Linked DNA regions of Homo sapiens: regions 1 and 3 are each linked to region 2. A link is a contact called in ENCODE Hi-C or POLR2A ChIA-PET data. All regions are on one chromosome and are shown on one strand. Each heading gives the region's core, a stretch centred on a gene start or an enhancer-like site at or near the end of the contact. The rest is flanking DNA. Distances are from core to core; before and after follow the strand shown.

Region 1 (2,700 bases), core at 107-2,606, 310 kb before region 2:
CAGGCTCAAGCCATCTGAGCCTCTGAGTAGCTGGGACTACAGGTGTGTCACTGCACTTGGCTAATTTTAATTTTTTTTGTAGGGATGGGGTCTCACTAGTATTGCCCAGGCTGGTCTCGAACTCCTGGGCTCCAACAGTCCTCCTACCTCGGCCTCCAAATATGCTGGGATTATAGGTGTGAACCACCACACCTGGCCTCTAATCAGTTTTCTAGTCTCCCACTCAAGCCTTAGTTGAGCAGACAAATGAAGATTTCCAAAAATCTGAGGAAAACCTCCAGTATAGAACATGTAGACTACAAAGAGAAAAAGGCAGCCTGGATGAAAACCGAGACTAAAAAGGGAGAAGAAACAAAATTCAGGGCAAAACAAAAAACATAATCCTAATATCTTCAGGAAAAAAGAGAAATTACAATCATGAAAAAAGGAAAGATTGCTAAAAAATAAAATCTCAGCGAACAAAAAAAGAATTCTTATAAAACATGGTAATGGAAATTAAAAACTCAGTGGAAGGATTAGGAGATGAAGTTGAGGAAATCTCTCAGAAACTAGGACAGAAACATAAATAGATGGGACTGAAGACAGAAAAGTAGAGAAAATTGGAAGACAAATCCAGGATATTCTGTATGCATAAAAGGAATTACAAAAAGGAAAAAGAAAATAGAGAGGAGGAAATAAGAAAATAGTTTAGAAAATTTCCCCAAACTCAAAACATGAGTTTGCAGGTTGAAAAGGTCCCCTGAGTGCTTAGCATGCTGGCTGAAAATAGACCTGCACCAAGGCCTAGCATCATGAAATACTGAGACTCTGAGAGAAAATCAAAGAGTTTACAGGTTTCTGCAATAATAATAATAATAATAGGAAGAAAGAAAGAAAGGAAGGAAGAAAGGAAGGAAGGAAGGAAGGCAGGCAGGCAGGCAGGCAGACAGGCAGACAGGCAGGCAAAGAAAGCAAGCCATTTACAGAAGATCAGAAATCAGAACAGCACTGGATTTCTCAATGGTAATTGGAAACTAGAAGACAATGGAGCCAAGCCTTCACCATGTTGAAAAAAAAAATCCAAAATATTTGCAATCTAGAATTCTATACTAGTTAATCTATCAATCAAGTGTTAGGGTTAGAATAAAGACTTAAGACATGCAAGATCTCAAATATTTTGCCTGCAATGAATATTTTTCATACTGGAGGATTTTCTTCTGGAAAATGTGTTCCACCAAAATGAGGGAGTAAACCAAGAAAGAGGAAGAAGCAAAGAGGAAGATGTAGGAGATGACAAACAACGGAACTGATACAGACAAGAGGTTACTAGAATCCCCAGAATGATGGAGCAGAGAGGCCCCAAAGTAACATTTGTACATCAGGTCCTAGAGGGCAACCAGTTCAGTCCAGGCTGGTCAGAAGTGTCTGGCGGAAACTTCTGCAAGACAATAAAAGGAACAGAACCTCATGCACTTAAATGGTTTGAGAAGAAATGAAGACACTGGTGGAAAGCTTAGGGTTCTATTAAGGAAAAATACACAGAAAACTAAGCAAACCGAAGAACAAGGCAGTCATTTATTACAATAAAAACAAAAAGTCACACAGGAAAGGAAACTGAAACATAGTATATGACACTATTCACAAAGCCATAATAAAACACTCAATATCGATCGGACTACAGTCAAGATGTAACTATACAGGGAAACTGGAAGGGTGTAGGAGGAGGGGGTGGGAACAGTACACATACGTGGTATGTGTCGGGTGGAGAAAAGACAGCTAAATCTTCGTCTTCTATAGTGGGCAGTTATTAGCTAATGCCTACACCCAATAGATCAAGCAATAACAATATAAGCATGTTATTTAGAAAAACCAAAGTAATTGCCAAAGGAATCAGCTCAAAGAGTTGAAGGTGATTGCACATGAAGACGTAGGGGGAGGTGGACTACGGCTTGCTCTTTTTCTTAACACATGTTACACGACTATTTGTTAAACTCTGGGCATAGAGTTTTGTTACAAAAATAATTTATAAATTTTAAAATCAATCAATACCTTTTTTAATAAATAAAAGGGCTGGATGACATGATGGCCAAAGTTCCCTCTCATCTCCAAAGCTCCGTGATTCTTTCAGGATGAGTTTTACCACTTAGGTTGGAAAGGCAGGAGGGTGAACAGGGAAAAGGCGAAGGCTCGACCGGTTCCCTAAATGAGCTTTGACCTGGCCTTCGAATACCTGGCCTCTCTCCTGTCACAACTCAGTGACCACACAGAAAGCAGCAGGTGAGGGTGGTTGGAATTAGGAGGACACCAACTGAAATGCACTCATACATAAATAAAAGACAAAAAATCTTCTCCCAGACAAAGTGCTTAGTCTGAACCATTCTTCCAGTGTGATGAGAAGCAATGAAAGAAAAGACAGAGAAACTCTACCATTATTTTTTTCCCCATGTAGCCTTCAGGATGAAATTTGCATTATAGCCAAATCCTTCATTTTGAAAACAAATCTGGTCATTTTTAAGTTATTTGTGACCTTCCACACACTAATTTTTAATAGGGCTGGCTGGAAAAATAATGAGCTCCATTACTTCATTACACATGTCACCTTTATTACTTTATCCTTGAAAACAGGTTATTAAATGATTCCATTTTAGATTAATATTATTCTGAATGGAGAGTTTAACATTGTCTCCTAGTTCCCTCCTTACACTTACCTAATTCTCCTGC
Region 2 (2,831 bases), core at 281-2,780:
GTGGGAGGATATGGGAAAGGTGGGAGGATAAGCACAGGCCGTGAGGTGACCCTAATGAGGTCTAAGCGATGGTATAGTGAGAAGTGCAGGAGAGATAAGGATTTGAAGTCAGAAAGTAGGATATTGCAGTTCAGGATAACAATTTTTCATCTCACACTTTCCAAAGTACTAATATACTATCTTGGGGGAAATGAAGTCATACAAGTGTATAATTTTTAGGAAATGTGCAGATCACGTTAAGGTTGTCACAAATGTTAAGCACTTCCCTTTCATTTTCTCTCTCTCGGGTATCTAATTCGATGAGACCTCAATAAAATAATGTAGTAGGAGTTAGGATTTACTAAGCCTTCTTGAGAGCACGTAATCCTTCCAACATCCCTGTGAAGTAGATGCTATTATAGTCTCAATAGTAGAGATGAGGAAATTGAGCTTTAGAGGGGTTAAGTAACTGGTCTGAGGTCACTTGCTATTCTGTGGTAACAGGATTCACAGGATTCAAAGCTTTATCTGAGGCATAAGTTCTGGTGATCTATTGCACAGTGTAGTGACTAGAACAATAATGGATTGTATATTTCAAAATTGCTGAAAGACTAGATTTTAAATGTTCTCATCACAAAAAAATGAGTATGTAAGGTAATGTGTATGGTTAATTAGCCTGATTTGATCATTCCACAATGTATGCATGTATTGAAACATCACATTGTACCACATAAGTATATACAATTATTATTTGTCAATTTAAAGTAAAATTAAAACATTTTTAGAAAGCTTTATCTGCCTACTGCAGGATTCTTTGCTGCCGTGCTGGGCTACATGCCTCATCAGAAAAGACGCTGATAGGCAAATCCACTCAGACATAAACTAGTCTGCAAGGGAGGCAGGACTTCCCTGAGGTAAGATTAAAACCTGTGTTTGTGGCTTGGAGGTTATCACAGCAACATCCCTTAGTAGAAGGTTATCTCTTCTTAAAGTATCACAGTGTGAATGAAACTTATTATAAAATAGGGGAGAAAAGCAAGAGAAATGAAACAAGAAATACCACCTCAAAACGCAACAAGTTTATTTAAGGTTAATCTACGCAGAGAGACAATTGTCCATAGAACCTTAAAGTACTCAGGCAAATATGTAGCAGGTGGGATTTCCAAGTTGCTGCTCTGGGATTTCCAACGTTTTACTGTGCAGCCTGAGGGCAAGTTTCTTTGTTGACTGTGTACTTCTACTTCACCACAGAGTACTTCATTTTGATCTGCGCTATGATATTTTTCAGAGAGTTGCTTATTTCAGGGAAATGCCATATACAACGAAGAGACGTCCGGAAATACTTTACATCAGATCTGGGCAGTTTCCCTGAGACAAAATGGCTGCCCACAGGGTTTTCACAGGGGCGGGTCTTTGGTCATTTTTAATTGACATCAGTGAAATTTGACCCGTGGCTAGAGGTCACCAGGATGTGTGCTTGAGTTTACTTCCCCTTCTTTAAGCTCCAGTGACTCCACCCAGCAAAACAAGGGATGGAATGATTGACATCTGTCTGCCAAGGGCTCTCCTGGGAACTTCAGGAGCATTCTATTTCTAGGAAGAAAGCAAGACTCTAGGGTCGGGATTTTCCATTACTGCTTCTGGAAATCTAAGAAATGCTTTTTAGTCTCTCTTCTTCCCTTCTTCTATTCCACCGAAAATAAAAACTTTCCCCCAAACCTATAAACCGTGAAAGTAAAGAGATAACACAAACAGACATTTTTGTTGACGTTCCTTCTTCTTTCACTTCAGCTTCTTCGTTAGAAGCAATTCGTGGCCTTTGAAGGTTGAATCAGGAAAGTTAAAGGACTGTAATTATTCAAAGTGTACTTTTCTTCTGGGGATGCTTGGGGGTTGACTTTGGGGTTCCACGGCCTGGAAATTTAAGGCAATAAAGAGCAAATGACAGTGACTGCCTCATGAAAAGTTTGCTTTCTCAATGCTGTGACAGGAGCTATAGAATAAAAAAAATCCTTGCATGTCATTTATTCATAATCTTATGAAGTAGATTATCTTTGCCCTATTTATGTTTCTCACTTTAGATTATTGGGGAACAGCCTGAATCCAGGGAGGGTGATGTTTCTGGCTTCTTGCCTTATAACTAACTTTTTAGCAACTCCCAGTTTCTTGATTTCACTAATCTTTCCCAAGCCTTAAAATCTCTTTATAAGATATTGAACTTTAACTGACAGCAAGTATATTTGAAGATAGGGTTGGTAGAAGAAAAACAGAACTACACCGTAATTATAACTATATATGCATATTAACAATGGCCTACATATATTTTCCAGCCATTGGGCTAAGCTCCTTATAGGAATTACCTCTCTATAATTACCTTATAGAATTCTATAATTACCTTATAGAATTTACAGTAATCCTATAAGGTTGGTACTATTATCATCTCTTTATTTTCTGCTGAGGAAACTGAGATTTAGAATGATTGAACAGCCATTGCAAAATTGTAACTGAGACGGTGAAAGAGATCTGACCTAACCAACTCCATCTCGCTTCTAACCTCCAAGCTGTCCTTGTTCATTCCTGGGCATAGGCCGAACTAACTTTGGGAGAAACAGTTTATAGTTTAAAACAAAGATGATGACAGCCCTTTCCCAAAACAAACCTCCTTTTTGCCTGGGGACTAGACTGCCTTTGTAGGACTGAGAAATTAGCCACAAGGTTAAAAATTATGATTTAGAAGTCATGCAGCTGGAGGCTATAAAATTCTGACCCTCCCTAAACTTCTCCTAAGATTAGTGCTTGAGATATTTTGCAGCCCCTGCACTTAATGGATCATCTGGCACCACCCAGATCGA
Region 3 (2,896 bases), core at 252-2,751, 290 kb before region 2:
CATATCTTTACCTTCTTCATCAAGGCTGCTAAAACTTTGTCCTTCAGTCAGCAAATCCCGCTTCTCATCCTTCCATTCCTGGCTAATTGAGGACACAATCTCCTGTGAAGTGGCCTTTAGGGCGGCGATTGAATTGCACCGTTTCTTAGACGGTGAAGCCTTCAAAGCTAGACAGAAAGGAAAAGGACAAATACAGATATTTACTGTAAAATCACATTACTATTTTATTTAAAAGTGAATATTTTATTATTTATTAACATTTTAGTTATTATTTGAATAGAAGACAAGACGCTTATTTTATATATATGGAAAGGGAGATGAACTTGTTTCATCTGATGAATACGATGAATTGGCTATATTATTTGTCCAAAATGACTTGACTTAAATCAGAATTTCCTAGAGCAAATTAAAAGTTAAAATTTCTCTCCAGATTTTGCAATAAAGTCTTACTTGAGGTAAAATTCAAATGTTTTATTGCTAAAGAATCATTCCCCCCTCTCCAAACAATGTTTTTCTAGTGCTGGGAGGAGGATGGGTGAGTTGATAAGCACAGATGGTAAAGTATAGAGAATTCTCACGACCCTGGTTTTATTAACTTGGGACTGGGAATTTCTAAACATGCCAATGTTTAATCTTCTACTCATGTTGCCCAATTTAGCCAAGTTACTTCTGGTTGCTTTTTTCTTTCTGTGACTTTCCACTGACATTTCCTACCCTTTAGCTCTTTTCTAGGTCATGGTTTTATGTCAGACGTATAATTCACTTCCAATCTTTGTCTAAACAGCAGTCTACAACTTCAGAAGTGTGTTGGGAACCTGAACTAATGAAAATGTACTTCACCATCAATCATGCTTGCTGAAGCCTGGGACTTCATGGAGGACACGTCCATGGAAGCTGCTTAAGCGGCAGCAAGGCCATCCTTATTTACATTCACTATTTGCTGCAATAATTCTTCTTGGCTTAATATTGCTTGAGAATTTCCTTGGAGGGAGGGGGAGAGGGAAGTTGAGGCCTCTTTATGTTTTCCCCTGAATATGTTTTTGGCAGTGTCTCTCTTCCTTTAGAAGTTTGCATAAAGGGGTAGCCTGATAGTAAGTGTATTAGAGTAATTGTGTTTAGCCTTGGGAATCTCAGAGCTTAGATTACACAGCTCATCTGGGGCCTTCCCAGAGGCTGCTTGCAAGAACTTAATTGGAGAAGGACTTTGGGACACACAAATGAGAGAAGAATGGAGGACAATCTCTCCACTTAAAGAGAAGGGAAGGTTTATTTGTCCCTCGAGCAGTCTTAGAATCATAATAATATCATCATCCTAATAAATAACATTTGTGGAGGGCTTTAGAGTCTGGAATCCAACATTCACATTGCATATCTCAAACCATCCACATGTATGAGGAAGAGGAAGGCCCTTTTTTAGGCCCAGAAACTGAGAATAGAAAGATTGTGGCTTGCTCAGGGTCACAGAACTAGCAAGCATGAATTTCAGGTGTCTTTCTTTTCTTAAGTTGCTTTCTAGGTGGTTCATTTTCTAGTTCTTTAGCATTCTGTTTTCTGGTTAAACTGAGGGGAGAAAAAGATAAACCTTGAATTTGTTTTTCTTTGAGGGGAAGAAATTTTTGAATGTTTAAAAAATAAGTTATGTTTACCTTAATTCTCCACTCTCTCAAACAGTGGTTACACTTGTTTTACAAGGAAGAAGCCATTATTGTCACACTGGCCTCTGCCTTAACATTCTATCTGCTAACTTTTATTTATTTTATTTTATTTTATTTTTCTTTAAGTTCTGGGATACATGTGCTGAACATGCAGGTTTGTTACATAGGTATACATGTGCCAAGGTGGTTTGCTACACCTATCAACCTATCATCTCTATCTGCTAACTTTTATAGACCTTCAATAAACTCCTGTCTTTCAATATAGTATTTTAAAACTGCTTCTTCTTCTTTTTTTTTTTTTTGAGACGGAGTTTTGCTCTTGTTGCCCAGGCTGGAGAGAATGGCGCAATCTCGGCTCACTGCAACCTCCGCCTCCCAGGTTCAAGCAATTCTCCTGCCTCAGCTTCCTGAGTAGCTGGGATTACAGGCATGCGCCACCATGCCTGGCTAATTTTGTATTTTTAGTAGAGACGGGGTTTCTCCATGTTGGTCAGGCTGGTTTCGAACTCCTGACCTCAGGTGATCTGCCTGCCTTGGCCTCCCAAAGTGCTAGGATTACAGGCATGAGCCACTGTGCCCAGCTGTATTTTAAAACTTCTAAATCAGAGGATCTCAGATGTGGGGTGGAAACTAAGGGGTCTCTGAGACCCTTTCAGAAGATCTGTGATGTTAAAATTATTTTCATCATCATCATAAGACATTATTTGCCTTTTTCACTTTCATTCTCTCATATGTGTAGAGTTTTCTAGATGTTACATGACCTGTGATGTCACCACATATTGAATTCAGAAGCAGATGTGAGACTCCAACTTATCTTCTATTAAGCCAGACGTTAAGGATTTCAAACAAAAAGGTAAAACAATTCCACTTTTCTCACTAAATTATTTGTGGAAAATATAATTATATTTTGTAATTATTTATGTTAAAAATTGACTGATGTTAACACGCAATTTTTTTTGTTAACTGGTAAGAATTAATAAATATTTTTAAATTTTTCTCAATTTTAATTTCTAATATGTGAAATATAGATAGCTATCACCCACATAAATAAAAGCTCTTTGGTGTCCTCAATAATTTTTAAGGGTGTAATGTGGCCCTGAGACCAAAAGGTTTGAGAACTGCTTTTCTACATCATAGTTCTTAGGTCAATGTTATTTCTCTAAACGAAGAAACAGCAATGATCAAAAGGTTTTCGGCAGTACCAAGGAAATGCGATCAGGGTGAGAGCCGTGTAATGAGGA

The links. A loop is a pair of places that touch in the nucleus more often than their neighbours do. ChIA-PET counts read pairs that join two places held with the same protein, here RNA polymerase II (POLR2A). Pooled maps may share reads with other maps.
Region 1: a map of OCI-LY7 shows a loop between it and region 2 (8-fold over the local background). The contact joins two enhancer-like sites. A Hi-C loop is called at or near these places in 1 of 168 maps with a recorded cell type or tissue (OCI-LY7), 16 of 37 single-sample maps with no recorded cell type and 13 of 50 pooled maps. POLR2A ChIA-PET finds 5 or more read pairs at or near these places in 1 of 52 experiments (OCI-LY7).
Region 3: a loop to region 2 is called in a map with no recorded cell type, with 4 times the contacts of the local background. The contact joins two enhancer-like sites. A Hi-C loop is called at or near these places in 2 of 168 maps with a recorded cell type or tissue (OCI-LY7 and psoas muscle), 13 of 37 single-sample maps with no recorded cell type and 11 of 50 pooled maps. POLR2A ChIA-PET finds 5 or more read pairs at or near these places in 2 of 52 experiments (OCI-LY7 and activated T-cell).

The regions. Positions count from the first base shown.
Region 1 is chr9:68,951,032-68,953,731 of GRCh38, reverse strand. All of the region lies in intron 14 of PIP5K1B (phosphatidylinositol-4-phosphate 5-kinase type 1 beta), which reads right to left. LOC101927069 (a long non-coding RNA gene) reads left to right here. Exons shown (of 3, transcript NR_110647.1): 3 at 1-644. Among named protein-coding and RNA genes, the nearest start is that of PRKACG, 62 kb to the left of the region's middle. RefSeq lists an enhancer at 2,650-2,700. Within about 2 kb of position 1,356, at least 3 of the 41 ENCODE cell types and tissues checked have a DNase peak (open chromatin) inside an H3K27ac peak, as active enhancers do; they include OCI-LY7, where a contact is called at or near this core.
Region 2 is chr9:68,642,655-68,645,485 of GRCh38, reverse strand. It overlaps TMEM252-DT (TMEM252 divergent transcript), which reads right to left. Exons shown (of 5, transcript NR_187592.1): 5 at 1,036-1,893. Among named protein-coding and RNA genes, the nearest start is that of PIP5K1B, 61 kb to the left of the region's middle. RefSeq lists an enhancer at 1,497-1,576. Within about 2 kb of position 1,530, at least 3 of the 41 ENCODE cell types and tissues checked have a DNase peak (open chromatin) inside an H3K27ac peak, as active enhancers do; they include OCI-LY7, where a contact is called at or near this core.
Region 3 is chr9:68,932,161-68,935,056 of GRCh38, reverse strand. PIP5K1B (phosphatidylinositol-4-phosphate 5-kinase type 1 beta) reads right to left here. Exons shown (of 16, transcript NM_003558.4): 13 at 12-167. Among named protein-coding and RNA genes, the nearest start is that of PRKACG, 81 kb to the left of the region's middle. RefSeq lists an enhancer at 1,827-2,896. Within about 2 kb of position 1,501, at least 4 of the 41 ENCODE cell types and tissues checked have a DNase peak (open chromatin) inside an H3K27ac peak, as active enhancers do; they include OCI-LY7, where a contact is called at or near this core.